Linked DNA regions of Homo sapiens: region 1 is linked to region 2. A link is an interaction called in ENCODE POLR2A ChIA-PET data of the cell type or tissue named here. Cell type or tissue: MCF 10A. All regions are shown on one strand. Each heading gives the region's core, and the rest is flanking DNA. Links, peaks and the distances in the headings are about the cores only.

Region 1 (15,579 bases), core at 665-8,664, 410 kb before region 2:
TTTTAAAAAAAAGTAAACGATTAAGGGTAAGTAGAGATGAGAAAACAAACATCCTTGTGGTTCTCTCTTTTTTTTTTAACCTTACTCTCTCTTCTCCAAATTATTAGTACCAGAAAAATCATAAAGAAGTACTCATCCTAAAGAAATGAGAATATTGAGGCTTCATAAACTGCATATGTTCAGTAAAATTTTAAAGATGTTGACTAGAAATTATATCAACATATAAAGTGCACACAAAAAAATTGTTCATGCTTAGAATGACCACATTTCACAATTGAACAGGGTATATTATTTCATACTATAATATTATTTCAAACTATAATAAAGAACTGGCTCCTGTAGAAGAGAAGGTAAATTATTTTCTATGATCCAAAGAATTGAAATACATATCAGTTATAGTAAGATTCAATTGTAGTAGCAAAAACAATTGGAAACTATTTAAATGTGCATCAATACAGGAAAATGGTGACATGTACTGTAATACATCCATACAAAAGAATACTGTCAGCCATTAAAAGAATAAAGTACATCCTTGGCTGGGTGTGGTGGCTAACACCTGTAATCCCAGCACTTTGGGAGGCTGAGGTGGGTGGATCACTTGAAGTCAGGAGTTCAAAACCAGCCTGACCAATATGGTGAAACCCTGTCTCTACTAAAAATACAAAAATTAGCCAGGCGTGGTGGTGCATGCCTATCATCCCAGCTACTCGGGAGGCTGTGGCAGAAGAATTGCATGAATCCAGGAGATGGAGGTTCCAGTGAGCCGAGATCACGCCACTGCACTCCAACCTGGGTGACAAAGCAAGACTCCATCTCAAAAAAAAAAAAAAAAAAAAAAAAAAAAAAAAAATAGAATAAAGTACATCTTATATGAGCTGGCATAGAGAGATTTCTTAATCACACTGCTTTGTGAAAAACTACCTTGCAGAACAATAGAGTGTGACCCCAGAGGTAACCTCAGTTAACTGGTATGTATCCTTCTAAATAGTTATCAATATATTTACAAATATGTATACATCTACATATTAATTGGATCATCCTATACATCTTGTTATGTAATTTCCTCTTAAAGAACTGAAGATTTGAAAGCAATGTAAAAATACATCTAGAATTATTACATCATATTTGATAACTTATTTAAGTTAAATGATAATTCATTTAAGCCAAGACTTAAGTGGAAATGATCCAGCCGTCAAAGCAAGTGTGGTGGGAGCCTCCCAGGCAGGAGGACCAGCAAACGTAGAGGCTGTGAGACAGGAAAGAGCCTGAAGCACAATGAGAGAGGGGGTCAGGCAGGACCTTGCATGTATGATAAAGAACTGGGATTTTACTCTAACTGAAATAGCCATTAGAGGGTTTTGAACATGAGAGCTAGACTTTGAAAAATAACCTGGCTTCCGAACCCCTCTGCCATCTTACCAAGTCTTTCCAGCCGTGAGAGTCCCCTGTGAGGACGAAGCTGAGGTGCTGGCTGACGTACAGAGGAGAGGAGGAGGAGAGGCTGGGGGAGCGGGAAGCAGGGAGGTCAGGGGCCAGAGAACTGCAGCCTACAGCCATGACTGTCCAGGGCAGCATGGCCTGATAGACCCTTAACGGGGCACATACATGTAATTTAAACGTTCCTAGCAACCGCATTTTTGGCTTTGGCTTTTTTTTTTTTTTTTTTTTTTTTTTTTTGTGACGGAGTCTCGCTGCGTCGCCCAGGCTGGAGTCCAGTGGTGCCACCTGGGCTCACTGCAAGCTCCGCCTCCCGGGTTCACGCCATTCTCCTGCCTCAGCCTCCCCGGTAGCTGGGACTACAGGCATAAGCCACCATGCCCAGCAAAACCACATTTTTGAAAAGAAACAAAATTCATATTAATGATTTATTTAACTCAATATGTCCAAAATGTCGTCATTTTAACATGTAATCAACCTAAAATTATTAATAAGATTTTAGAATACTTACTTTCATACAAAGTTTTTAAAACCTAGAGTATATTTTATTCTTACAACACATCTGGATTCAAACTGGCCACGTTTCCAGTGCTCAGTGACGTCATATGGCTTGAGGCTACTGAATTGGACAGTGCAGGGCTTTACTTTTCTCCTAAGAGACTTACACTGAAGCTTCATCCCCATCTGATTTCAACATGTCATAAAAAACCCACTCGGGCTGAGTGTGGTCACTCACGCCTGTTCCATTGTAGAGGACAAAAGGTACAACAGTTATAGTAGTACCAACGAGATTCACTCTCGAACTTAGTAGAAACAGAAAGATGCAACCTGATTTGCACTGTTCGCTGGAGGAAGGATTGAGAAGACATATTGATGGGCTGGATGCAAGTTGGGAAGGAAAGAATCAAGAATGATTTGTAGGTTTTTAGCCTAAGCACGTGGATGCATGGTGGTGCCATTGACTGAGATGGGAAAGACTTGGGAGTCAAACAGGTGTGAGAGTGTGTGCGGAGGCGGGAATCAAGAAACTGTTTTGAATGTAGATGACACTACCTGACTTCAAGACTTACCATAAAGCAGCCAGGGGCTGTGTCTCACGCCTATAATCCCAGCACTTTGGGAGGCCAAGGTGGGTGGATCACTTGAGACCAGGAGTTTGAGACCAGCCTGGCCAACATGGTGAAACTCCATCTCTACTAAAAATATAAAATTTAGCTGGGTGTGGTGGTGAGTGCCTGTAATCCCAGCTACTCTGGAGGCTGAGGTAGGAGGATTGCTTGAACCCAGGAGGCAGAGGTTGCAGTGAGCAGAGATTGTACCATGGCACTCCAGCCTGGGCAACAGAGTGAGACTGTGTCTCAAAAAAAAAAAAAAAGGCTGAGTGCAGTGGCTCACACCTGTAATCGCCTGTAATCCCAGCACTTTGGGAGGTCGAGGTGGATGGATCACCTGAGGTCAAGAGTTCCAGACCAGCCTGACCAACATGGAGAAACCCCGCCTCTGCTAAAAATACAAAATCAGATGGGCATGGTGGCGCATGCCTGTAATCCCAGCTACTCAGGAGGCTGAGACAGGAGAATCACTTGAACCTGGGAGGCAGAGGTGGCAGTGAGCTGAGATCATGCCATTACACTCCAGCCTGGGCAATAAGAGTGAAACTCAGTCTCAAAAAAAAAGAAAAAAAAAAAACTTACTATAAAGCTACAGTAATCCAAGAAAGTGTGGTGCTGGTGAAAAAATAGATTAAAAAAAAAATCAATAGAACAAAATGGAGAGCCCAGAAAAAGACCCACATAAATGTAGTCAACTGATTTTTGACAAAGGAGCAAAGGCAATAAAATGGAGCAGAGATAGCCTTTTCAACAAATAGTGCTGGAACAACTGGACATTCACATGCAAAAAACTAAATCTTGACATACAGACCTTACTCTTTTTACAAAAATTAACTCAAAATGAATCATAGACCTAAAGGTAAAACCCAAAACTATAAAACTCCTAGAAGATAACACAGGAGAAAACCTAGATGAGCTTGGGTTTGGCGATGACTTTTTCTAGATACAACACCAAAGACATGATCCACAAAAGAAAGAATTGATAAGCTGGCCTGCATTAGAATTAAAAACTTCTCTGTGAAAAACTGTCAAGAGAATGAGAAGACAAGCTACAGACTGGGAGAAAATATTTGCAAAGGACATATCTGATAAAGAACATTTCTGGACTGTTATCCAAAATATGCAAAGAACTTAAAACTCAAAAATAAGAAAACGAACAACCCAATTCAATGTCTTGAGGATAGGTTGGAGATGGCCATTAAACACTCTTGGGTAGATATCAGACTGGGTAGATACCAAGACCAATTGTTGTGTCTCAATTGGAAGCTCAGAGGAAAGTTTGAGGAAGCAGGTATATAAATTTAGAATCATTACTATATGGATATTACTTAAAACCTGAGGGCCAGAATAGCTCACCTTAGACAGGTGAGAACAGAAAGAGGAGAAGGCCCAGAAATGAGCCTGATGCAAAAGGTCTCTGGAAAGAGGAGGGGCCAGCAAATCGCAGCAAAAAAACTGCCGAGGCCGGGCGCGGTGGCCCATGCCTGTAATCCCAGCACTTTGGGAGGCTGAGGCAGGCAGATCACTTGAGGCCAGGAGTTCAAGACCAGCCTGGCCAACATGGTGAAACCCCATTTCTACTAAAAGTACAAAAATTAGCCAGGCGTGCTGGTGCACAGCTGTAATCCCAGCTACTCAGGAGGCTGAGGTGGGAGGATCCCTTGAACTCAAGAGGCAGAGGTTGCAGTGAGCAGAAATGGTGCCACTGCACTGCAGCCTGGGCAACAGAGCGAGATCTTGTCTAAAAAAAAAAAAAAAAGAAGAAGAAGAAGAAGAAGCCAATGAGAGAGGAGCAAACCCAGAGAGGCTAGTGTCAGAGCAGCTGGGAGACAGAAACGGTTTCAAGAAGACAGCAAATGTTGCTGAGCAGTTGAAAAAAATGAAGATGAAAGATGTTCTGCTTGAGGGTGGGGCACGGTGGCTCACGCCTATAATCCCAGCACTTTGGGAGGCTGAGGCGGGCGGATCACCTGAGGTCAGGAGTTTGAGACCAGACTGGCCAACATGGTGAAACACCATCTCCACTAAAAATACAAAAATGAGCCAGGTGAGGTGGCAGGCGCCTGTAGTCCCAGCTACTCGGGAGGCTGAGGCAGGAGAATGGCGTGAAGCCGGGAGGCGGAGCTTGCAGTGAGCCGAGATCACGCCACCGCACTCCAGCCTGGGCGACAGAGCAAGACTCCATCTCAACAAAAAAAAAAAGAAAAAGAAAACAAGAAAAAAAAAATCCAGCACGTTGAGAGGCCAAGATGGGAGTATCACTTGAGGCCAGGAGTTCAAGATCAGCCTGGGTAACATTGCAAGACTGTCTCTATCAAAAAATAAAAACTAAAAATTAGCTGGATGTGATGATTGTGCCACTGCTTTTCAGCCCGAGTGACAGAGCAAGACTCTGACTCTAAAAAAAAAAAAAAAAAAAAAAAAAAAAGGTGCTGCTGGACAAGTTCTGTTTAATTTGAAAGCAAGTTCAGATTACTCTTTTGAGAAGTTTTGCCAGAAAGGGGACAAGAGAAATGGAAATGGGGGAGATGGGAAGCAAAGAGGTTTTTTTGTTGGTTGGTTGGTTGGTTGGTTGGTTGGTTGGTTGGCTGGCTGTAGATTTTTTAGCAACGGAGCGTGCCGGGGCATGTCTGGATGTTGAGGGGAATGTTCCCGAGAGGAGGAGAGCTGGAGGCTGATGAAGCAAGAGGGAGAGGGGTGACGAAAGAGACCCAGTCCTTAAGAAGCTACAGGGGATGAGAACTGGAGCATAGGTGGAGGGACTGACAGTTGGTAGAAGCAGGAATGCTTCCAGTAAATAGGAGGGAAGGCAGGGCTAGATGTGTAGCTTCCATTTTCTCAATGAAATTGGAGTGAACGCCATCAGCAGAGTGGGTGTGGAAGGCGTGGGTGTGAAGGGAAAGGAGAAATTTTGACACAGCCCTCTTCAACGTGCCCTGTTGTTTTTTGTTTTTTGAACCTAGATTCCAAGAGCTAACACAGAACCCTGCAGGGCCCCCCGTTCATGAACGCTTTAGTTACTGGATTGTGTTGCTTTCACAGGGTGACAACATTTTATCAACCTGGGCGGTCTACAGCGCTTCCCAGTGGGGGTCAGTCCTAGGAGAACCAGGCCCTCTGACTCCTCTATGCCTGTTCTTTACTTTGCTCCAGGGAATAAAAAATACGAGGGTTTCAGTGTTCTCTCATTAGGCTCTGCCTTTTATCTTCCCATTTTTGTGATAAGATTCCTCAGTTCTTGCTCTCAAGAGGCCCGCCAAATCTGAGCAGTCTCTATTTGGGGCAACTACACTTCTTCGAGAAAGTTCCATCCCTTTCGTAGAATAGAGCAGTCCTGGCTGCTGATATCAATGATATAAATGGGACAGCGGCTGCGGAGAGTGACGTGTTTGGTTCCCGGCCTCTCACTGCAATCCTTTGAAATCCCATGGAAGTGCAGGCAACAGACCACCCCTTGAACTTTTGAGGCTCTTGTCTGAGTGGATTAACTAACCCTGTTTACTAATCTCTCTCTTCTCCCCCTGAGGATCCTTGTCTTTAGAATTCAGTGTTCTTTTTGCTTCAAACAAAGCCTCCAGTTTGCTGCTCTTCTGATCACAGCATGAGAGCAAGCTGATTTGCTTTGGTCAAATGTTGTGTGTAAGTGATTTCAGCCATTTGGCTTATTGTATTTGCGTCATTTTGGGGTGAATTCCAAGGACCTTGGGACATCATTACTTTAAACTTGAAAATAGATTTAATGAAGAACTGTATTTCTAGGGAAGAGACTTGGTCAAGTTTTATTTCCAAGGAAGGAGCCTATTCTGTGACTTAACTCCTACAAAGCCACGTAGGATATCTGGTTTGACTGAGGGCTTTATCCAATTTCACAATATAGCAAATGGAAGATGTATTTCCTTATTATGCACTCATTGAATAGTAATGATGAACTCAGGCATTGGGACCAGGGTCCCACCTTTCACCTGTTAATGCCTCCAGACATCACAAACACTATTGATTGTTTAACCATCGCCGTCTCACAAACCCACCACACCCCCCTTTTCCTTGCCAACAAAATCTCATTTTGCTCCATAGACAGCGAGTGTGCTCAGCTTCAGAAAATGAATCATTATGGCTCTAAATTCATCATGATATCCCACTTCTCCTTTGCCAGTGATAGGGCTAGGCAGGTGAGCCAGCTCTGGCCTGGAAAGTATGAGGGTCTGGGGAGCAGGCTTGGCAAAGCTTTGCCAGGGAAATTTTTCCTCCCTGATACAAAAAGGGAGACAAGAAAAGCTATCCATTTTGTCTCTTTTTTTTAATGTTTTGAGACAAGGTCTTGCTCTGTTGCCCTGGCTGGAGTGCAGGGGTTGCTCACTGCAACTTTTGCCTCCTGGGCTCAAGGGATCCACCCGCCTCAGCCTCCCAAAGTGCTGGGATTACAGGCGTGAGCCACGGTGCCTGGCCAAGCTATCCATTCACCCTCCTCCTCCTGCGAGGGCTTGGGGTGAATTCCAGGGCCCGCTGGACATCATTCCTTTTTTTTTATTTGAAAATAGATTTGATGAAGGACTGTATTTGGAGCTATGGAAAGGAAAACCGAGAGGCAGAGAAGCAGCCCCTAGACTGTTAGCCAATCCGGGTTGGAGCAGCCGCCCACAGACGTCATCTTTTGTGTAAGAATTAAATGCCCTCATGATTTCAGTCACTTGTAGTTGAATATTCTGTAACTTGTGGCTAAAAGCCTCCAGATACATCTGAGTTCACAGAACTTGCTATGCTCAAGAGCATATATAACTAACACCTTCATCCTGGCTTAGCAAAAACAATTCCCCATCCCCCACTTGGCTGTAAAGCTATGGTTCCTTACTAGCTTGTTAAGTACTGTTAAATACCGAAGAGTATTACAAAAGCAAAGTGTTTTCTAGAACTAGATTCTTCTGGTTTTCTAGTGCAGTTTGGCTAAGTGGGATATTAAAAATAAAATAATGTTTTAATAACTCATCTATAGAGAAGAGAATGTCAGTATTTCTAAACAACCATCTTATTTTATTAAAAAAATTTTTTAGAGACAAAGTCATGGTCTGTCACCCAGGCTGGAGTACAGTAGTACAATCATGGCTCACTGCAGCCTCAAACTCTTGGTCTCAAGTGATCCTACTGCATCAGCCTCCCAAGTAGCTAGGACTACAGGCGCATACCACCACCATGCCCAACTATTTTTTTATTTTTTTGTAGAGATGGGGGTCTTGCTATGTTACCCAGGCCGGTCTCAAACTCCTGACCTCAAGTGATCCTCCCACCTCGACCTCCCAAAAGTGCTAGGATTATAGGCATCAGCCACTATGCCCAGCCTAAATAGCTATTTTAAGGTTTTCTTCTTTAAAATGTTTTTTAAACTTTCTGGTTCAGAATTTGAGTTCTTAACTGGATCAAACTTTGAGAATTATTGGAAACCCACCATAAACAGTTACTCTTGCCTGAGGCAGTAACTTTTTTTTCTGTAAAAGCTCACCTGTATTATTAAAACCCAAAATATTCCTCATCCTTTATGGCTTGGCCTTTGTTAACCTTATTCGTCTATCACTTCAGCACTTTACCCATATTTATCACTGGAGGCTTAAATTTGTTGATATTTTTTCACACTTTTTGTCCTTTCCAGTTCCTTCATATCTTTACACCTTGTGTCCCTGAAAATGTGGGAATATGGCCAGACCTCATCGTGGGGACTGCTAAGTCAGTTTCACAGATGACAACAATGTGGAGAGTTACAGAATCAACTGATTTATCAGGTTTTCTGTTTTCATATCTTTTCCTGAGAGTACAATTAAGGCATTTATATTAAAATCAGTTCCTGAAATCCCCTGATAGTAACAAGCAAAAACAATAATAAAATAGCACTTACTCAGAGCCTAAAGTAAACCATGCAACAAGCCCAAATGAAAGAAGCATAACTTTTTTTTTTCATTCTGGGTTTTAGCTTCTAAGGTGATCCAGGCAGATTTAGTTATTGGCAGTGGATACAGGTTATTTGCTTAACTAAATGAATTAGGGGCAGGGTGTGGGGAAGAAGGAGGAGAAAGGAGGGTGATAAAAGAACACTGAACAAGTTAGGACGGAACTTTTACAGTGCAGATATGCAGGCTGATGAGCATTTCTGAAAGTAGCTTAACATATTTTCAGATTCCACATCAAGTACTGATTGCATTAAGCAAGATGAATAATTTATCTCCTTCATCACTAGAGCAAAAACTGATAGTGTAAAATTTATTATATTTTTTTTTTTTTTTGAGACAGGGTCTTGCTGTGTCACCCAGGCTGAAGTGCAGTGGCCCCCATCACAGCTCACCTCCTGGGCTCAAGCGATCCTCCTGTGTCAGCCTTCTGAGTAGCTGGGACTACTGGCGCATGCCACCATGCCTGAGTAATTTTCGTATTTTTGGTAGAGATGGGGTTTTGCCATGTGTCCCAGTCTGGTCTCAAACTCCTGGGCTCAAGCAAACTGTCTTCCCCTGTCTCCCACAGTGCTGGGATTACAGGCATGAGTCACTGCACCCAGACTGTTCATTAGATTTAACAAGTATGCATGAGCCCAGGCCTGCACCAGGCAGTAAGGACTATTGACCTACTGAAACCCAGGCCTGTAGATCAGAGATTTAAAAGTTGTTTCAATTTTACTGGAGATTCTAATTCAGGGAGGGGATTGAGTGATGACATGGAGAGGCCATGTCATTGGAAGAAGAATTTATGAGTTGTATTTGCCAAGGGATGAGGGCACATCATGCATGCAGGGCCACATGGGGAAGCACCAGGTTAGGTCAGGAAGGAGAAGTGGTGAGAAGAAAGCCCAGGCCACAGCGTTTATTGCGGTTGCCTTGGGAAAAACAAGGCGGGGCAGGAGAAACAGTGTAGGATTGGCTATTTCAAATAATTTGGGCAGGCTCTGGGCTATAGGAGTGGTCTGTAGTTGTCTGGTACCTGGCCCTGGGTGATTTCGGGCAGAGGAAATACTGGCTGGTGTGTAAGAGTGAGATAAGGAAGTGTTTGGGAGTATGGACTCAAATGATTGGTTAGAGGGTTTGTAATATGATTTTTGTGCATCTGGGAAACCTGGATTGCAGAGGAAATAGAAATAATCATGGCCATTAATTTGGCCTTGTGACTAATGAATACCAAACAGACAAATACAGAATCTAAGAAAACACAAAACAAAAGTCCACATGATCAGAGCGTCTCAGTGAAGATGAATCATCTTACATAAACACACAGCTTAGAAACTGGCCCATGCACCAGGCAGCACGTGGAAAAACAATTAGCCACATGGCTATTCCATGTCTTCATTCTAACAATGTGTAGTGAAGCATTTGGTCTTGCCCAGAGGGTGATCTGGCCTTTGCCCTCAGCTTCTGGGATTAACCTCAGTCATAACTTATAAGAGTATCTTGGTTTAGGGGATGAGATAACCACACTGGATCCTGGGGTACATACTGGCCATGCCAGAAAGACCCAGCAGTGTGATTTAGGGTGAGAATTTGGGTCATGTAGTGTCAGCTGACTTTCAGAATGAGATCAGCCATGTGGGCAATCAATAAACCCATCAGGCCTACAGAATGAAGCTCCAATAAAAACTCTGGACACTGAAATTTGCTTGTACCTCTTTGGTTGACAGTACTCAAGGTGTATCCTCACACACAGATGCCAGGAAGGTAATGTGTTCTAACTCCACAGGAGAGGACAATGGAAGCTTCATGTTTGATAAGCCTCCCAGACTGCCCTGTGTGTCTCTTTCTTTGGCTAATTCTAATCTGTATCTTTTCTCTATAATAAATCAAAACCATGAGTATAATAGCTTTCAATAAATTCAGCGGGTCCTCCTAGTGAATTATCCAATCTGAGAGTAGTTTGGGGGAATCCCCCAAAGTTGAGGTCAGTGTCCAAAATGAAAGCAGGGTTAGGAATTGTGACCTCAGCCTTTGCAGTTTGGCTGACTCTGGGCTTTATTTTTTAAAAATAAAACCAAAAAGAAAGATATTAGGTAAAAAATGGAGGGTTCTCCTCCCTTCCCTGGCTTTCTCCAGAGGATTTCTCTGTTAACTGTTTCCTTCTGGTTTATCTTTCCAGACATTTTCTGTATAAATATAAACATGTATGCACAGTCTCTTTTTAAATCATAAATGAGATTGTGCTCCATAGCTTTCCCTGAAACTTCCTTTTATCACTTCCATGTCATGAGTATTTTTTGTGTCAGCACATCTGGACCTATTCCTGAGCTTTTTGATGGCTGAGTGATATTTGTTTGTAAGGCTGAACTCTCCTAAGACAGGAACCAAGTCTAAGGGATCTTGAGAGATCACGTGACTTCATGTGCATAGAGCTCCTAGAAGAATGCTGGCACAGAATAAGCAGGCACCACGTGTTTGTTCTCATTTATTTGTTTATGTAGCCAGCCCTCTCTTGTGTACATTGAGATTTCTAATTTTCCCATTATTCCCAAAAGGCTGCAGTGAATATGCTTGAGCTTCTACATATACTTTCACATTTAGGATAAATTCCTGGGAATGGAATTGCTGGATCAAAGGGTATGCATTGCTGGGTGGTGTCAAATTGCTGTCTGAAACGGTTGTACCATGGCCGGGCACAGTGGCTTATGCCTGTAATCCCAGCACTTTGGGAGGCCAATACAGGCAGATCACTCGGGGTCAGGAGTTAGAGATCAGCCTGGCCAACATGGCAAAATCCCATCTCTACTAAAAATACAGAAATTAGTTGGGCATGGTTGTGCGCACCTGTAGTCCCAACTACTTGCGAAGCTGAGGCAGGAGAATTGCTTGAACCTGGGAGGCAGAGGTTGCAATGAGCCAAGATCATGCCACTGCACTCCAGCCTGGGAGCCAGAGGGAGATTCTGTCTTAAAAAAATAAATACATACATACATAAATACATAAATACATAAATCAAAACAAAATAAAATAAAATAAAATAAAATGGTTGTACCAGTTAACGTTCCCACCTCACCCCATGGTGTGCTCGATTCCCAGACCCCCAACTACTGAGCATTATCAACCTTTTTAGTCTTTACCAATCCAATCGATTTTTAACATTTCAATCTCCTTGTGGTTTAGTTTGCATTTCTTTACTGGTGAAGTTGGCTATCTGTTTTATATATTTGTTCATTTACTTTATTGAACTTTTTTTTTCAGGCTGCTTGTTCGTGTACTTTAATATTCTATTTGGTTTACACAGATTTCCCCATTCCATTGGAAACTGATATCTTGAGCGAGATTCAGGCAACATGAAAAGGTACCGGGATGCTTTCCCAGCCATCATTTCCATGCCATCGTGACTTCCACTATGTTTTAAATTTCCTTAAGGAAACAAAGCAAAGCAAAATGAAAAACAGTGAAGACTGGAAAGAGGGATTAATTTTCTCTGGTTGGTTGAGGAGCTTTTATTTGTTTGTTTCCTCCTCTCATCTAAATAGATATCCTTTATTTTACCTTTATTTTAGGAGTCTCTCCATTGCTCCAGTGTGGAAACCAACCCACCAGGAACTGAGTTATTTTATTCTTTAATTTAAATCAATCTGACAAATAAATATCCTTTAATTTCTCAACCCAGCATAGATGATGGTATGTAACAGACTGGTAAACCACTTTTGTGTTTTGGTAAATTTTTTGCACTTTTATAAGGCTGAATTTCCTTACCAAAAGTAGTTTGTTTGACTTACATGTTGTTTTAAAGATATATCTATTTTTTTATTTTTAGGGTTTTTTTTTTTCAGAGATGGGGTCTTGCTGTGTTGCCTAGTTGGGGTCTTGCTGTGTTGGCTAGTCTCCAGCTCCTGTGCTCAAGCAATCTTCCCACCTCAGTCTCCTGAGTAGCTGGGACTATAGGTGTGTGCCACTGTGCCCAGCTAAAGATGTATTCTTGATTTTCAAGTGCATTTCACATTTTGCAAAGAATATTTGCATAAACTCCTCAAGAATTTGGTTTCTTCAAAAAGGAAATGGCCGGGCACGGTGGCTTATGCCTGTAATTCCAGCATTTTGGGAGGCCAAGGCGGGCGGATCAGGAGGTCAGGAGTTTGAGACTAGCCTGACCAACATGGTGAAACCCTGTCTCTACTAAAAATACAAAAAAAAAATTGCCAGGCATGGTGGTTTGCACCTGTCGTCCCAGCTGCTAGGGAGGCTGAGGTGGGAGGATCACTTGAGCCCGGGAGCAGAGGCTGCAGTGAGCCAAGATCATGCCACTGCACTCCAGCCTAGGTAACAGAGCAAGACCGTCTCAAAAAAATAAACAAAAAACAAAAATGGAGAGAACCCAAGATGTGGTCCTGCCTTTCTTCGAACCTCCTTTTCTTCTAATATTGACCTCCTAATTGGGGGTCCTTGTTTGTCAACTGTACAGCCTCCTTCTTTCCTCCTCTCATTTCTCAGAACTTGTGACAGTTGGTATATGGTTCATACATACTGGTTTATTTCACAGTTTTACATATTCAGATCCATCTTTTCTCCCCTGTGAAGTTATAAAGCTCTTATAGATTAGGTGCTGTATTAGTTATACAGTGCTGCATAACAAGTCACCCCAGATTTACATCTTCAAACAACAATAACATTTATGACCTAGCAGTTTTTGCAAGCCAGAAGTCGGTGGAAGCAGCTCATCTGTGCACAGCAATCCAAGGGCCGGGCTGGAGCTGCAGACAGTACTCCCGAGGTAGCTCACTCTCGTGACCGCAAAACTGGAGCTACTCAGTTTCTCACCATGTGGACTGTTTGGTGGAGCTACTTCCCAGAGCCACTCAGGAGCCCTCATAACATGGCATCTGGCTTTCTCCAGAGTGAGTGACTCAAGCAAGAGCAAGGCAAAAGCCATAGGTCTTTTATGGCCCAGGCTCAGGAGTCAAACACTGTCATTTCCAAAATATCCTATTGGGTACCTACATCAGTTCTCCACAGGGTCATGAATACCAGGAAGCAGGAATCATTTGGGGCCATCTTAGAGGCTGGTTACCACAGGGACCCTGTCTTTTATTCCTTCTGTATGTTATGCCATATAGATCAGATTCTGGCATAGGCATAATCAACCCGAACTATGCAGAAATATCATAATGAATCAAGAAGCAAATTCTGCCGGGCGCGGTGGCTCATGCTTGTAATCCCAGCACTTTGGGAGGCCGAGGTAGGCGGATCACCAGAGGTCGGGGGTTCAAGACCAGCCTGACCAACATGGAGAAACCCCATCTCTATTAAAAATACAAAAAGTTAGCTGGGGATGATGGCACATGCCTGTAATCCCAGCTACTCAGGAGGCTGAGTCAGGAGAATCACTTGAACCCGAGAGGTGGATGTTGCGGTGAGCAGAGATCGCGTGATTGCATTCCAGCCTGGGCAACAAGAGCAAAACTCAATCTCAAAAAAAAAAAAAAAAAAAAGGAAGCAAATTCTTTTTATAACTCATGACTGTGAGTAAAAGGACCAGTCTTGGGTCAAGTTGCCTGGGAGACATCTCCAAGGCAGACACTAGCATGCAAGAAGTTTATTGCGGAAAAGAACCCTTTGGATCACCACCGCTTGTTGGGGAGCGAAGGAACTAGTATTGGGATCAGGGAATTGTGGAGCAGCAAAGGCCTCAGCCAATCCCAAGGAAAGCTCTGGCGCTAGGATGGCCCATCACAGTATTTACACCATGAAAACTGGCAGTGCTACAAATCAGAGTTGTTGTTATTTTTAGACACAGGGTCTCGCTCTGTCACACGGCTAGAGTGCAGTGGCACTATCATATTAATAGATCACTGCAGCCTGAAACTCCTGGGCTCAAGCAATCCTCCCACCTCAGCCTCCTGAGTAGCTGAGACTACAAGTACAGGCCACTGTGCCTGACTAACCTACTTTTTCTAGAGATGGCTGTCTCACTATGTTAACCAGGCTGGTCTCAAACTTCTGGCCTCATGCCATCCTCGTACTTCGACCTCCCAAGGCACTGGGACTATGGGCATGAGCTGCTGCACGCAGTCAAATTAGGATTTTTGAAATCCCTGATTTAAACCTTAAGTTGGTTATTAATAATTTACCAGTGCACTAGTGATCTTTTGAATCCCTTTTCCTGAGATCCTGAATGTAGTATCTTGTCATGTTAAAATTTCTGAGAAGTCCCACAATAAGGAAATTTGTTTAACTTTGTGAAATAAACATTTCCCAAACATAGGACGTTGGTATAAATTTTGGTGCACAGACCCAAGTGTCTAAGAAGCTATTTAATTTCTGATTTTGACTCCCTTTTCTTCCAGATTGATGAGGGAAAAAAACCACCACCACCACCTGGTTCTCACTTGTTGATCCACTCAGGCACTGCTCAGACGCCCAGAATCCCTGTTCACAGGATCTGCCAGGTCTGAGGACTGAGCTCAGTTTCTGGGAGATGCTCGAGGGAAAGGGATCCTCATCCTCTGGGTGGGGGTGCATGCTTCCCTCCCTGTGATTCAGCCTCTCCTATTTCCCACTGCCTCTCAGGCCTGTTTCACCCGTTCTGCCTGACTCCTGAAAGCATTTGCGTTTGCAAGCCCAGTCTAGGTGCACTTCCTGACCACTTTGTCTCTGCCACCTCCCTGGTGCTCTGCTTGCAGGCTGGGCCTGGGGCTCTCCTGAGCCACAAACCCTGGCTTCCTCCCTCTCCCCTCTTCCTTCCCCGCCCCCTACTTCTCTTCCAGACTCCTGTTTCCCTACCGCATTCCTCCTCCCCTTCCCTTTTCTCCTTTTCTTCCTGTCTCCCTTCCCCTTTTCTTCTCTCCTCAAAAACCCTTTCCAGGCTGGAGTAAGTCTCTCTCCCTTCATCCAGCCTTTGCTTGAGAGTCAGCTGAATTCTCCCAAGGACTTTGGCTTTGTTTCCGTCCGATCAGCAGCCTCCAGAAGGTAATGAGCACTGTGCCCCGCCTGCTTCAATGGGGGAGGAACGGTATGGAATTGGGAGGGACGAGAAAAAGTTCCTATCTAAAACCCCCTTTCCCTCCACCACACTGATTTGACTTTGGAACAGTTTTGTGGAGCAC
Region 2 (15,579 bases), core at 5,189-13,188:
GTAAGTTGCCCATTTAGAAGTGAACCTACTATCGTATTCTAGCTAAAGCTCTGAATTGTGAATTTTTCAAAGGGCTTATTTCCCCAGATAACATTTTCTTGTTATTTATCTTACCTTTTTGCTCATAGCAATAGGATGGCGTGTTGTTATTTTCCAAGTTGCTGGGATTAATGCTCATTTTCTGGTTAATTAAAATCTTTTAAATAAAAACACCCCAAGTTCACAGCATTGTTGTACTCATTACCATTTCTGTAGTATCTTTGCAGCTCAGCTATTATGCAAGGCTGCAGTAATTTTAACACAGCCCTTTTATTCTGTTTGTCTTTATTGAAGACTTTTTGCTCATTACTGGATTGTCTCCTGACAGCCCAGAATACTCCCCCAGACTCTCCTCCTGAACTGTATGAAATCTATTTTGCATCTGCAAGTGTCTGGGCCTTCCAGGTAAGTGACTGAATCTAAAGATAATTTAAAATTGGGCAATATAATCAGTTAACAGGAAACCTTTTTCACTTGGTTGTCGAATCTCCCACACGATTCTCTTTTTTTTTTTTTTTTTTTTTTTGGTATCAAAAGCCTTATGGAGTAGAATTGGCTTAATCCTGGCGTTAAAAAAGAGTTAAAATAATTGTATTTAAAACGAATCAAATGCACTTTTGTATGCATTTTAAAGGTGCAATAAAATATGTGCATTTGAGATATTTATTACTGACTTTTGAAAGTGTTCCTCATGGTGCGCCGGCTTCATGATACGTTGAAGGCAGCTTTCACTCTGCAAATCTTCATTGCGGCTGGGAGTTCCATTCTCTCTTGTTGCTCTCCACTTCCCACTGGACCAAGCCCCTCTCTATTACATGTTACTAGATGGCTGCTGCCTCTCAGGGTATTTTTTGAGGCTGTTTGTTTAGCCTGGGTAGGAGGATTCCTTTGGACAGGCTGGCAGCCCACTCCAACTTTGGCGATTTCCAGAAACAGCTTCAACTAAACAGAAGAACCAGTTCATGCTCAAATTATCCTTTGCATGAGGCTATATCCACTTTGGAAGAAAGATGAATTTAGAGTATTTCAGTGGGTTTTCTAATAGCAAATAGCTCTAACGATACACACAAAAGAAGCCTGTGGCTGAGTCGAAGTGGGGCAGGCCTCCTGCTCTTGAGTTTGGAGTCCACCCCTCTCAGTGGCAGAGGAGGGGCTCCCACACAAACACTTTCTGTGTCTAGCTCTGCTTGAACCTGAGGCCTCATACCTGCAGGTACCTTGGTGTCCTGCTGCCCAGGGCTTGCCAGGGGCAGCTGTGGCTCTGGCTCTGTGGAGTCCCCTCTTTGGCTCTTTCCAACGACAGCTTTCAACTCCATGAGGTATGTTCCAGATGGGGCTTGGCTGGAAGACTAGAGGGAGGTCACATTGCTAAGGGAGAATCATTGGCTGCTTGGCCCATAATTTGGATGTTTCTAAAATCTTGCCATTTCTTTTCATTTTTCCACTCTACCTCAGACTCATCTGCTTAGCCCCAGGTTTCCCCAATGTCAGCCTCTGTTCTGTGTCACAGCCCAACACAGTGATGATAGCATCATAAATAAAAAATAAAATCCAGCAAAACTAAGGTGTCTTTCTTCCATCTTCCCACCTCAGAGGTAGTATCTATAAACACCCATATCACAACTGTCACTCTATCTTAGATCACTCTTCAGAGTGTTTTCCTTTGAAATGCTATGGACCCACTAATGACTCAACAAACATTAGGACCTATCGTGTGCCAGGCACTGAGATAGGCCCTAGCTCTGCAGCAGTAAGAAAATGGACACAATTTATGCCCTTCTGGAATCTATAAAGTACTGATAGGAGTGCACCCTACGGCTCTGGTTTGTTAGTCACTTGGTGACCAGCAGTGCCAGGGGAAGGCAGACTGTTGTCCAGTCAAACCCTGGAAAGAAGGTCCCTCCTTCCGATTTCCATCACCATGCAAGTGGTGAGGCCTGGTGGGAAGGAAAGGATGTAGGGTTCTTTGGGTGGTGACTGTTGCTATGGACTGGCAGAAAATTCTTAGAGCCTCCAGTCACACCGTTGTCTGAGAACCTGCTGGCCCTTGTACCACTCATTTAAATTCATACTCAACTAGGATTCTCCAGCGCTTTACATGTCTCCTGGAGAATGCATAGAAAGTAAGTGCTCTCTGGAAGCCTGTAACAGTCCTCATCAAAGGCTGATTCCCTCTGTCCAAGGGTGAGTTTTATGAGAGGGAGAATAACGCGTAACTAACCACATTTTATTCTTTGACATTCCAATTACATTAGCCAAGGCAGGCATTAGAGATCAATTGATGGGCCAGCCCAGCAATGTGAGGGCTGAGAGGGGTGGGTCACTGAGGAGATGGCCCTGGGTGGCCACAGGGCAGTGCTGGGCGCCTCTGAACAAACGCTAGCTCTCTGTGAGCCTCGGCCCGTCGCTTCTAAAGTGCTGTCCCTTCATTACCTCCCTGCTGTTCTTTTCTGACAATCTGAGCCTGTCAATCTAGACCATTGCCTGGGATGGAAACCCGGTTAACTAGGATTCATCTTTTCATTTCAAAAGGCAGTTTCTGTTTGTGGGCAAAATAAATGAGTGAGCTTCCAACTACCAGGCATTTTCACTGAAGCCCTATCGGCCCCCAACTTAAGTATAATCAACCTGTTTCTAACTTAACCAGCCCAGGATCCAGTGGATTTTGCCTTTTCTAGAGCAAACTAGCTGTGCGTTCCTTCTTTATTTAACAGCTGATTGACTATGGCATGGAGTTTAGTAGATTGTGGATCAAATAAATGAGAACCATAAAATTTCCTCCCCAGGGACTAGGTTTTGATTATTTCATTGACCCTAGAACAAGAAATGTGCCCTCTGGACCAAAAAAAGAAAAAAAAAAAAAAAACTCCACGGCAATCCAAGGCCAGATGCTCCAGCCCAGGACTGATTCAATTACGTTTATTAAAAGTAAAATGGAAGGGGGAGCACATTTTTGGAGAATTATTCATATACCTTGATGGAAGAGGAATGGAGAATAATAGTCAATCCCTAAAAATTTGATAATTCCTGGAAAGTGAGTGTCAATTTGGCACTCTGGAGCTCAGGGAATTCCAGGAATTACAATAGAAAAGTTATATAAAAAGTACAGTGATGGTGAGGATGTGCTTTTATTTGGAAGGAACTAAAAGCCTTGTAATTCAGCTACTACCAAAACTTAGTGCTTTCTAAGTGGATGAACATCACATTAGAGAATGTACAATGTAACAAGCAACCTGTAAGCATTTTATCTGTTCTCTGTTCTGGAAAATTCTGTGTACCGAGTGCCTATAGTGTGCCAAGCAATAGAAGAGGGAATGAGGTGAAATTAAGAGTCTGTTTGGGTGGAGCAGGTCTAGGTCAGAAGTCTACTTGCTACCCGTGTAGCCCTGGGAAAGTCACCTAGTTAGAATAAACTTATAAAAAGGGCAAAATAATATCAGTTGCTTAGGACCAATGCCTTTGGGGATGCTTGCCCAGCCATAGCCTCACTTCTCAAAGATCCACCTTCCAAGCAGGGAGGGCTGCATGGCCATGCAGTCTGCTGTTTCACAGGGGGTGAGTCACTCAGAACAAATGTTCGGTGGAGTCATACTGCTTGTCCTTGAGCCAAGATACCAGGCCTCCCCCCGGTGATTCCCTCTTTTTGCTCAACATTTTCTGAGTGGTTTCTGTAACTCACAATCAAACCTCCAGCAAGCTGCCCTTTGTTAATGTAATTGGAAAATAAAAGAATAAAATGTGTTTAGTAGCGTTATTCTCCCATGTTGTCTGTCAGATTGAGACGGACATCTGGCCCAAGATGGGCCTATCCGTATGTCTCTGTTCAGCGTTTGGAATTGGGGCCTAGAGGCTCTGGTTCATCTTTGTAACCACCTGAAGGAAGGTGAGGAAACCCAGGAGCTGTAGGGCAGCCATTTTCTACCATGTGTAGGGAGAACCAAAGAAAGCTCCACTGCAGGTCAAGATGTGAGAAACAGAAGCACAGAGAGAAGCCAAGATGAGAGGCTGTGGCCTAGCTGAGGGGTCAGTGGAGCCGATGTCTCTGTTTCCTATGACGCTGCAGCCTTACTTCCGGTTCCTCCTGGAGTGGAGCTGTTCTTCCTATCCTCAAGTTGTGAGGTCCCCGTGTCTCTCCCCCAGCAACTCCCTCTTTTACCTGAAGATAAATTGGATGAGTTTCAGTAAATCAAACCATCTCCAGCCTACCGACCCACTCCCTCATGAGTTGTAGCTATGAGCAAATGAGCCAGGGTGGCATGGGATGAGCATTTTGTAAACTTCGAAGCTCCCAGCGACCATGATGATCCATTGATTATTTTTTTTTTGAGACGGAGTCTAGCTCTGTCACCCAGTCTGGAGTGCAGTGGCGTGATCTCGGCTCACTGCAAGCTTGGCCTCCCAGGTTCATGCCATTCTCCTGCCTCAGCCTCCTGAGTAGCTGGGACTACAGGCGCCTGCCACCATGCCTGGCTAATTTTTTGTATTTTTTTTGTAGAGACGGGGTTTCACTGTGTTGGCCAGGATGGTCTTGATCTCCTGACCTCGTGATCCGCCCGCCTCGGCCTCCCAAAGTGCTGAGATTACAGGTGTGAGCCACTGCACCCAGCCAATCCATTGATTCTTTACCAAACCATGCTGGGAAGTAACTGTGAACTGGTAACCTCTTTGGTTTTTATTTTAAAATTTCATTTATCAGGTAACATTGTTCATCCAATTTTCTAAGGTGGAACTTGTGTCACATAGCAACAGTCTCAAGTCATGTATCTAAATTGTTTAAGTGTTCATGGGGAAGATGCCACATTAATCATATAATTTAGACTAATGTGAATATTTTATAGGGTTATACATTTCAAAGAAAGTAGAGCTGTTTGTTTTTGAATTTAAAATTAGATTTATGGATTTGAGGAGCACATACAAAAAATAATCGGATTCCTTGTGGTTCGAAACTGTAAGGTTGAAACAGTTGAAAGCAACAGAATTAGTGGACAGAAAAGAAAAGGTAATTCAAAGATAAGGAATAGAAGGTAAATACTAACAAACTTGGAAAAATATTTATAAATGAAACAGCTTGGATTTGGCAAATAAATGGAAAAGTATAGGAAATGAATGAAAGCATAAAAATATCAAGAAACAGGTGGGAAGAGCCTAATAAATTTTATTTCTTGACGTGCTCTTATCTCATTCTATTCATTCATTCATTTACCCTTTCATTTTATGTGACCTTTGCTCTTCTAGGTGCTGGGGCCATGGTGGTGAACAAAATAAAGTCTATGTTTTCATGAAGCTTACTTTCCAGTAAGGTTAGAAAGAAGTTGAAGAACCAAAAATGTGTAGACTGACGGGAAAGGGAATGGAAGGGAATAGTCATTGAACCGACATCTCATTTCCCTTACAGTGTCTCCACCACTCAGAAGGTGCCAAGTACCATGTGGATATTTTACCTTCATTCATTATGTCATTCAATCCTTATCACACTCTGAGGTAGGCAGGATTTCAAATGCCCATAGGGGCCAGCGGACTATGCAAAAGTGTATGGAGGCAAACTGGACAGCACTAAGTCTTCCAAAGGGACATCTACTGCTCAGCTACAGCTAGCTGTTGCCATGTGAGAGCAGGAGTTCACTGCTGCTAGATCTTTCCTTTTTCGAGAAAAACCTCAAGTCCATTTTTATGTGAAATCTGATTTTTTGAAAAGTTGGGTCAATTTAAAATCTCTCTGTAGCATTTGTGAAATGACATATGTATAAGATCATTACAAAACAGTTGTTTGTAATAGCAAGAGATTGGAAACAACCCAAATGTCAATCAACAGTGGAATGTATCAGCAAATTGTGGTCCATCTTACATAACTACTCTACAGCCTGGAAGAGTGGCAAAGAAGCTTTTTATGCAATAATATGAAACAGACTTCACAACATTGTTAAATGAAAAAAGCTAGGTGCACCTTTGTGTGTAATATCCTACCATATGTGTAAAGGAATGGGAAAAATATATGCATATATATATATATGTGCACACATGTATGCATTTGTTTGTATATGGAGTTTCTGAAAGCATATATGCATATGAACATATATTTGGCAAGTAGATAGAAACTATATATAAATGGACTATATATGTATGTATATCCATGCACATACCTATCTAGATAGATAGATCGATCAATAGATAAACTACTAGTATTTGTTGCCTCTGGGAAAGGAAACTGGATGGTTGAGTGATGAAATGGGAAAAAGACTTCTTTTTACCTTATCCTCTTTTGTATTGTTTGAATTTTGGGCCATGTAAATGTATTAATATTTTACCAAACAGAAGCTTTGGGAAGGGCCTGTGAACCATGAGAGACCGTTAGTTGTTTATTCTGGATGTCAGAAGTCATCTGAGTAGTTTGTGGCATTACTGTGATAGTCCAAGGGAGTTCAGTCACTCTGGGGCAGGAATCTCTGGTCTAGAACACACATAGAAGGTGAATGTTCTTCATTCATACTGAAGGTGATGGAGATGTAGATCTCTGCTCTTCCACCTCTCATGTGGATTTCAATCAAATTAAGATTGATTCCAGAAATCCTGTTCAGCCTGGACCTGCCTGGAACCTGTAGGGGAAGGTTGAACCTGAAGTTGGTCCCAGAAAGTCTTTGCTGGCTGTCAGGGATATCCTGACCTCTGGCAAAGACTCTATCTCTTTATCTCTTAACATTGTCATTAGGTTGGAGAAATTGGTATATTCATTTCCAGAAGCCCTTGGTCCTTTGTGGGGAGTTGGAGTGTTTGTTGGACCCTGAAACTGATAATATAGCATTATCTTGTGTTTTAGCTCTCTTAACCCCCAGAAGGAAACTTGGAGGACATAGAAAATTCATGCGTCTTAGAAGTAGGTAAGGCTAGAAGCCAGTCTGGGCATCCTCAGATCACAATTCACACACCACAGGGTTGTCTGAGATCCTGCAAGAACAGGCTGGGGTTCTGCTTATGTCTGCTGAGTTCCAACCAGCCCTGGTCACCACAGCGAGTTAGCAATTGCCTCTGTCTATGTTAGAATGGCATGTGCCCGAGGCAAGCCCCTATTTTCTCCTCTAACTCAGCCTTTACTCAGCAACCTCTCCTTTATTCTCTGTGGCTAAAAGATCTCAGCTTGCCTGGTGGCTTATGAAAAAGACCACTTGTTGCGATCCCGTTTGTCTCACTTCTGGGTGCCATACATGTCCTTTATAATACCAGGGACAGCTATCTGCCAAAACATAATGGGCATTTCTTGATCTGAATATAGTTTAGGTTTACTTAGATTTTCGCCACTTTGGGGTGTGGTATCTCTGGCTTTTACTGCAGGGCCTGGCTGCTGTCAGCTCTTTCTGGAGCTCTTAGGATCTTCTCTGTGCCCTGACATGTTCTGCATCAGTCAACATCTTAACAGGAAGCAGAATGCCATTCAGACATCCAGCTGAAGAGTATTTAATGAAGGGACATTTTGCAGAGTTATGGGCAAGGTTAAAAGGACCTTCAAGGAGGCTGAGGCACCTATAGAAGAGTAACAGGGAGAAGCCTTTACTAACCCCAGTCCTGGAAGGGCAAAGGAGGGGAGTGCTGTTACCGGAGGATGGTGAGAACTTGAGCCAAAAAGGAGTAGCCTCCCACCCCCACCGCCACACTTGGAGCTGCAGTCAGAGAAGGATCCAACCCCTGCCAAACCCTGACGTGAAAGCAGGGAAGGAGTGGGAACGAACATTCCCAGCCCTCTCCCACCCTGCCGTTCGCCATTCTGCCAGTGCTTCCTATTGGCCACACCCAACCGAAAGCCAGAGAGCAAAGAGGCTTCAGCAAGGCAGACTGCAAAGGCAGCTTCCGGGTGGCAGGAGAGAGACGGCAGGGCAGCAAATGGATCAGAAGTCAAGATGGCAAGTGGGGCAATGAGCACAGCTGTCTAGGGACTGTCAGTGCCTCCGTGGGACCACCACTGTATCCAGAGGTGTCCTGAGTGGAATGTGAGACACATGGGTTCCTTTGGAACTGTCCCATGGCATGGGGAGTGAGGTGGGGGACACTGCCACTTTCCTGCCTTTAAAGTATCTAGTCTTGGCAGCCATTCCCATGGAATAATTTCCCTATTACTTTTTCCTATGAATAATCTACCTACCTTCCACTTTTAAAATTTTTAATTTTTTTCTTTTTTAAAATTTGAATAATTTTTTAAAAGCCCTCAAGGTTGACAAGGACTAGGATTGACAGTACTATGGCTTTTAGAAATCCCTGTTGTCCATTTAAATTTTAATGTTTCTATCATTTGTTCCTCAGTGTAAATTAACAGCCATGGCAGTGTGTTGGGTTTCTTTTCTGAAGTCGAGACTTTAAATTTAATTCAATAGCCGAGATTTACGGCGCTTCTATATTTCACACGGCAGAATCAATAATGTGACTGAAGTGAAGAAGATAAAAATTTATGGTATCTTGCAATTTAATGGTTGAAAAGATGCAATTGGAGAGATCATAAATTGTGAAGGAGTTTATGCTTCATTGCTCCTGATTCAGTGCTTGCTGTTAGAACTTGATTTGTGGCTATTCACAAGGTGTGATTAATGATGTGATCGATGCTTGCTTCAGTGCAGTAAAGCAGTTGTAATGCTCTTCATTAGAATAAATAAAATAAATTGACTGAAGCTTTATAAAAACTGTGTAACATTTAAAATCTAAAATGTCAATTTTTTTTCCTGTTACAATTTAGGTTTCTTCAGGCAGTTTCCACCTACATCACATCACTCATTGTCATTCTTTTTGGATGTTATAGAAATCCATGTGGGTTTGGGTAAGCTTTATGCAAAGCTCACTGAAGGGGAAAAGAAAGAGTTGAATAGGACCCGCAAAGCTGGGATATTGTGGCGGCTGTGCTTTTCCGTCCTCCTAATGTGCATTTTATCCTTCTTAAACACATGGAGTTAAAAGAAATCAACGCGGAAAATGACCCTTCTATTCATACATTTGCTAAAAAACAATGAAAGTGGATAGTTTTTATTTTTTAAGTGGGGTAGATACATACGCATCTCCATTGCCAGGGCCTGAGAGGGCACAGGCACACCCTTCAGACAACGTTGCTTTAATGTGGAGGTTTTGTTTGACATGCTTCTATTGTCAGCTCATGCTATGACTCAGAAAAAAATGAGCAAGCACAGAAGGGGTACGGCAGTCTCAATGTGTTTGCAAAGAATAAAGTAAGTCTAGATAATGCCTGGAGGGCCTTGGTGAGTCACTTGGGCCGGGAAAAGTTGCCTTTTTACACATGCGTAGAGATTCTTGCCAATTTGGGAACTTATTTATCACAATTGTAAACCAGCTGCCTTTGTTTCAATAACAATTTCTGACATTTATTACTGTCAAAGAAAACTTTAGGCATGTCCCAGAGAGAGGTACATGTCTCCAGAGGATACATTTGCTGGGTTCATTTCCTGCGATCATTTCTTCTTTTTGTAAATGCAAAAAGTTGCAAACAAGTGGCATGGTTAATCTATGGACTTAGATGGTCCTAACTGACTTGTGGGTGCTCCAATCCCAATACTAGTTGCAATTGTAGATTTACACAAGGCCCTGGTGTTGGCAAGCCTTTGTAATATGTTTCCATGACTCAAGCAGATTCCATTAGGATGAGTCTGGAAAGGTTTGGTATGGTGGCAGCTTTTGTTTTCCCTCCATGTCAAGGCCTGAAAGGGGTGAAGCAGCCTTGGGGGTGAGCCTCCTGGTTTTTTGCCTTTGACACCAAATTCATGTTCCTTCTTGTCACTTTGGGGTTCTGCAGGAGGATAGGGGTGGTGTGGGGAGGAATGCAGGGGGCAACCCATACATGGTAATTCTCAACTTTAAAGTATCAATTAAACTGGCTTCTCAGATTTTCCTCGTTTCCCTTAACGGATCCTTAACTCACTCTGTGTTTTCTGAATGATGAAGCACCTTGGTGTAGTAGAGACCTAACTTGCAAAAATACTTCCAGTAAAGAAAATGTGGTACATATATGCCACAGAATAGTATGCTGCCATAAAAAAGAAAAAAAGCATGTCCTTTGCAGCAGCATGGATGGAGCTGTAGGCCATTGTCTTAGGTGAACTAAATCAGAAATAGAAAACTAAATACTGCATGTTCTCACTTATAAGCAAGAGCTGAACAATGGACACATGGACATAAAGATGGAAATAATAGACACTGAAGCCTCCAAAAGGGGGGAGGTGGGAGAGAGTGAGAGTTGAAAAATTACCTATCAGATATAGTGTTCACTATGTGGGTAATGAGTACACTAGAAGCTCAATCCCTGCTAGTATGCAATATAGCCATGTAACAAACAAGCACATGTACCCTTGAGCCTAAAAAACACAACACAACAAAAACCCCAAAATACTTCCAGGTTGTCCGCATTTGGCAATCCTCAGTTCAGTGAATTTCCTTTTGCATTGGCATCTGGATGCTAAACAGGAAAGGGAATTTTTAAAGGTTTACAATATTATGTGCACTTGAGGGGCACTACCTGTTTGGGGGTGTAGGAGCTGGAGGATGCAAAGAAGGATTGATTAAAAATGAAAGGAGAGAGTAGGAAGAATGAACAGAGCTTGAATGAAACAGAATTATTTATCTCTGTGGGCTAGATTTCTGGGGGCTAATGGACATTAAGGGGTTGGCGGAAACTGAAGACTGTGTTATTTCATGGAGAACTGTCCTCGAAGTTGGAGGTGCAACAAGCCTCTAGTGTAAGCCTCATGCGAGTAAGGTCGTGTCTGATTGTCCTATCCATGTACCAGTGTCTAGAACAATGCTTGGCACCTACACCAAGCACTGAATAAATGTTCATTTAGCTTATGGTGTGAGGCAATGAATACATCTTTCTAAAGACTGTAGGCAGACCGAGCAACTGAGAAAATGTCAAGGGCCACCACTGAAAGCTTTACAAGTAAGAGCCTGTTAGGATGGCGAGGGTCTGAGGAAATTTGGAGAAAAAACCCTCAGCACAATCTTTAATAAGCGTCTGCGTCATCCCGATGAACGACTGTTGTGGTTTGGATGCTTATGGCTTTGATCTACCTTTCAGTCAACATATATGAGCAGTTTGGGGGGATAATAGAATGAGAATTCCCAAAATATTGTTGGAGGAGAAGGGAGCAATAGGTGTTGGCAGGGAAATTCCAGCCCAAGTATATAAATAACCAAAGGGAATTTTTTCATCAAATTGTGGGAAGCGGATGAACCAACCTCTCTGGGCCTGTTTTCCTATCCGTATTGGGGGCAAGGTGAGAGAAGCCGTAAGATGTTCCCTGGGGTTTCTTTCAACTCTGTGCTTTTTATGTTTCCTACCCTTGTTCTGTATCCTAAGCCCTTCTCTGCTACACAAAGATATGTCGTTATTTTTCTCTAAGGCTTTTTCCCCTTGACTTACCAAAGCACTGCTAACATATAACAATTCTCTTTTTTTAAAATAAGTTTTTTTTTCCTTCTTTTTTTTGAGACAGGGTCTCACTTTGTCACCCAGACTGGAGTACAGTGGCATGATCCTAGCTCACTGCAGCCTCGACCTCTTGGTTTCAAGCGATCCTCCTGCCTCAGCCTTCTGAGTAGCTGGGTCTGCAAGAGCGAACCAATATATGACTGTCTTTTTTTTTTTTTTTTTTTTTTTTTTTTTTTTTTTGTAGAGATGGAGTATACTATGTTGCCCAGGCTGGTCTCAAAATCCTGGCCTCAAGTGATCCCCTGGTCTCAGCCTCCCGAAGTGTTAACATTACAGGTGCGAGCCACTACTCCCAGTCGACATTTGTCAATCCTCCAACACGCAATGATACCTAGTAAAATGGACTGGTGTTTATGTATGAGATTTACAATTAGAAAAGAAAAACTTTAAATTTGGTATTAGCTAGACCTCCTTTCTGGAGCGGGGCAGCCACTGCCCTCCACAGGGAGGCTCTTCTGCTACTCCTGGGCATCCCTCGGTCCCCTTCCTCCCTGCACCCTGGCCTGCCACCACTGTGAGCATCTTTGTCCATGTCCTTCCTAGAAAAGGACCAGGCTTCTGCCTTGCCCTCTGAATCCAGTCCAGGAGAGGAGGAAAAGGCACAACCGCCCCAGTTTTGCCACAACTCGGCTCAAGCCAAAACCAAACTTTGAACATGAGGTCCTTTCACTTCTCTTTGCCCCAAATGCAGAACAGAATTTTGGCTTGATGTTTGCATCGCCCACTGAAATGTTTTATTTTGTTTTTGTTTTACTCCCTTAAAATATGTACACCCCGGCCCTTCATTTAAGCCTCCATCTCTAGTAATAAAAAGAACTGCCAAAGCTTTGTTTGTTTTTAAGATATCAGAGATTTCAGCGTCAGTTTGCTTTAAGGGATCAGAGCTGACCTATCTCCCTTTGACCAGCACACTTCAAGCACGTAGCTCTGATTAGGGCACAGGGTTGAGCCTCAGAAGGCCTATCTGGCTTTTCCAGAACAAATCTCAGGAATCTATTTTTTCTGCACCACTTAGGAAAATCAGGACTTCGGTTCATAGGTTTTGTAAATATTGAATTTTAAGTTTCTAGCCTGATTTTGTGGTAAAGAGAAGAGAAATAACTATAGTTTACAGCTGAAATTTGGTCTTGGGCTCCATTTTATGCTGTCTTCAGTTTAGATGTCTCATGGAAAATAAAGCAATTTCTTGATGGCTAATGTTTGTGGGTATGCAGAAATGAAACAGCCACACTACTACCTTTCTAATCATTTCCCCTTTCTGCCATATTTTGGAGCTGGTAATTATTCCAAGGTCAGTGAGTGTGATGTTAACCTGTCAAAGGAACTCAAGAAAAAAAGACTGCTATGCTCTCTGAAAATATAAAGCACTCTCTAAATGTTTAATAATAAAAACACTTCGTCACCAGATCATCTCTATTTTCTTTTTCTCTCTCCTCCCTTTGAATTTTGCTTACAGTTATATAGAATGTCATGAAAATAATAACTTTGCAAAGCACTCCCAAGTTTACCATGTACCTTCCCATATGTGATCTCATTTGGAGCTCGTAACAGCTGGGTGATCTCTGGTGGTTTATTAGACCCATTTTGCAGAGGAGAAGACTGAGGGATAGTCAATGGCTTGACCCTGTCCTGCTTGACCCGGCCAGGCCATGGCTGCCCCAGGACCCAGGTGAAGTTCTCCAGATCACCTGTTAGTGTTCCCTGACTGGCACAAATGCATCCCTCTGCATTGGAAACTACAGTCTGATTCTGTGTAAAGTCTAGCTGTGGGACTGCAGAACAGAAATCCAGTCTGCTACCTTTTATAAATCAAAGCAATTCTTTTACACAGTTTTCCCAGAAGGGTCAAGCCAACTCTCCTACAAACAGCCATCTTATCAAGTGCTTTCTGAAAGAATGTATCAGTCCCTCTGAGACCTGAGGTGACAGTTCACTGCGATTGCTGTCCTGCTCCCTCACAAAGTTGTCACGATTTAGGGGACAAGTAGGAGAGGAAGAAACAGTCTTCCTCATTCAAAGATTCCCAAACCGGTTCTACTTACGCTGTTTAAGCTTGCCAAACTTCTGACCCAATGCACGAGAGCGCTTTAGGTCAGGCTGATAGGCATTTGTGTACCTTCTAAGGGTGAAGACCCTTCCCTTTAACCAATCTGTGCTTGGGATTGCCATGTTTTCCTACACTGATGAAATAGAAGCTTTCTTTGTAAGTCTATTCTTACTCCCCATTTATCTTAGAAATGAAATTGCAAGTTCATTTTCTTAGCACCCTGTACCACCTACATTCCAGTGACCCCATTATATAAGGCAAACTGGATCTATACATCTCCTAAAATAACAGCTGCGTCAGGGCTGTGAACAGTCACCGAGAATCCCTCCCCGTCCTGCTTTCTCTGCGTGGCCAGCTGATGTATGGAGGGCAAAGACCGATGGGAAACCAGCCTCCAGGCTGCTGTGTACAGGCCCTGCAATAAGGCTGCTCTCATTAAGCCTTTGGGCTCCGCTGAATGGCTGGAGGCCTTCTCAGGAAGCTGCTTAGAAGATTGCTGAAGGACTCCTGCTGTTACATTTAGTTGAGTTTCTTTCCTTTTTCTCCAAGTTATCCCCTTATTAGAGAATCCTGTAAAACCAGGAGGAAGGAGAGGCAAGTTTTCTGGCTAGCTTATAGTCCTTCTGTCTCTCATTAAGGCCTCTTGGTCTGCGTATTCTGTGATGTGAACTTGTGAACTCAGTACTGCATACTTCACCAGCATTGCAAAACCAGCACTTAAAGATATCAAGGACCCAACAGCAGCTACCCAGCTCTCAGGAGGCAGGAACAAAAGCGCAGCCCCATTGTACTCTCCTGTCTACTTGTCCCTTTTTTTGCAGCTCACAGTTGATGGCATTTCAAGGAATAGGAATTGGACTATGGGATGCATTCTTACCCATCCTTGAGTTCCATGTATCATGGGTGAAGAGTACCTTTTTGGTTTCTGAAATGAATTCTGAGCACTTAGAGACAGGGAACTGGGTTTTACAAATCAGTGATGCTTTGAGTCTATAGGAAAACCCTCAGGATTACAGTGCTGAACACGGTCAATATGGGGCAATTAGGAATAAAGTAAAATAGAAGGAAGAAGGATTCTTTCTTAGGATGGCTCTGAAGACCTAACTACTGTGGTGGCGGGAACGGTTGGGGTTGCTCAGTGGGTGGAGGGTGGGAAATGTGTCATCTCAGACCTTTCATTCACTCTGGCACCTGCGACTCAGTCCTGGACTTGGCTCTTACGTTCCATCCCTGTCTTTCTGATGCAGCCTGCAGGACTAACCTGGTATAACTATGATCATGAGGCTTACTACTGATGACCCTAAGTATAGGATGGAGGTCATCAAACTAGGCCCCCAAGCCAAACTCAGCTGGCTCCCTGTTTTTGTAAATAAAGTTTTATTGGAACACAACTAGACTTATTAGTTTAGGTATTGTCTCCGGCTGCTTTCACACTACAATGGCAGAGCAGGTGCAAAGCCTGAAATATTTACTCTGTGGTCCTTTATAGAAAAACTTTGCCAAATACTGGAATAGGGACTGCCGAAGGGCAAGATGTGCTTAATGGATTTAGAATCAAGAGATGAGATATTACAGGTATGATGGCTTCAGAACAAATTACCCCAAAACTCAGTAAATGGCATAAAACAACCATTCCTTATGCTCATGGATTCTTCTGTTCAGGGTAGGGCACAGTGAGGATGTCTCTGCCTCATAGTGTGGAAGACTCGAACAGGGTTCAAAAGATAGTGCCCTTCAGGTATCTCTCTCTGCAGTCTCTCTCTCTCTTTCTCTCTCTCTCAGTGCCACATTTGTGCAATCAGCAGCACACACAGGAGCAGAGTTCATTTGAGACAGGATGGTGGGGAAGGGCTCATGGAAGAGATGAAACTTGAATGTGGCCTTAAAAGATGTGACTGGACAAAGACAAATCCACTGAGAGACAGAGACAGCATCACTTCCGTTGCAATCTGTTGGTTGCAGTAGTTACAAAGTTCCATCCAGGTTCAAGAGGAGACAACATAGACCCCACTTGTTGATA

Evidence for each region. ChIA-PET counts read pairs that join two places held together with the same protein. Peaks named below come from ENCODE experiments on the same cell type or tissue, not always from the same donor. Only the 100,000 strongest peaks of a DNase experiment are listed, where the experiment ranks them.
Region 1: POLR2A ChIA-PET joins it to region 2 with 5 read pairs; 1 of 35 experiments calls an interaction of 5 or more read pairs at or near these places.

What each region holds. Positions count from the first base shown.
Region 1 is chr2:174,053,543-174,069,121 of GRCh38, reverse strand. It overlaps LOC105373746 (a long non-coding RNA gene), which reads left to right and starts at 6,491. Exons shown (of 3, transcript XR_923589.3): 1 at 6,491-6,718; 2 at 7,088-7,204; 3 at 8,191-8,372. RefSeq lists an enhancer at 5,608-6,227. In MCF 10A, for the core only: no CTCF peak of the experiment used is centred there; a DNase peak (open chromatin) is centred at 5,231.
Region 2 is chr2:173,646,552-173,662,130 of GRCh38, reverse strand. No RefSeq gene overlaps it. Among named protein-coding and RNA genes, the nearest start is that of CDCA7, 300 kb to the right of the region's middle. In MCF 10A, for the core only: no CTCF peak of the experiment used is centred there; DNase peaks (open chromatin) are centred at 5,850, 9,220 and 9,640.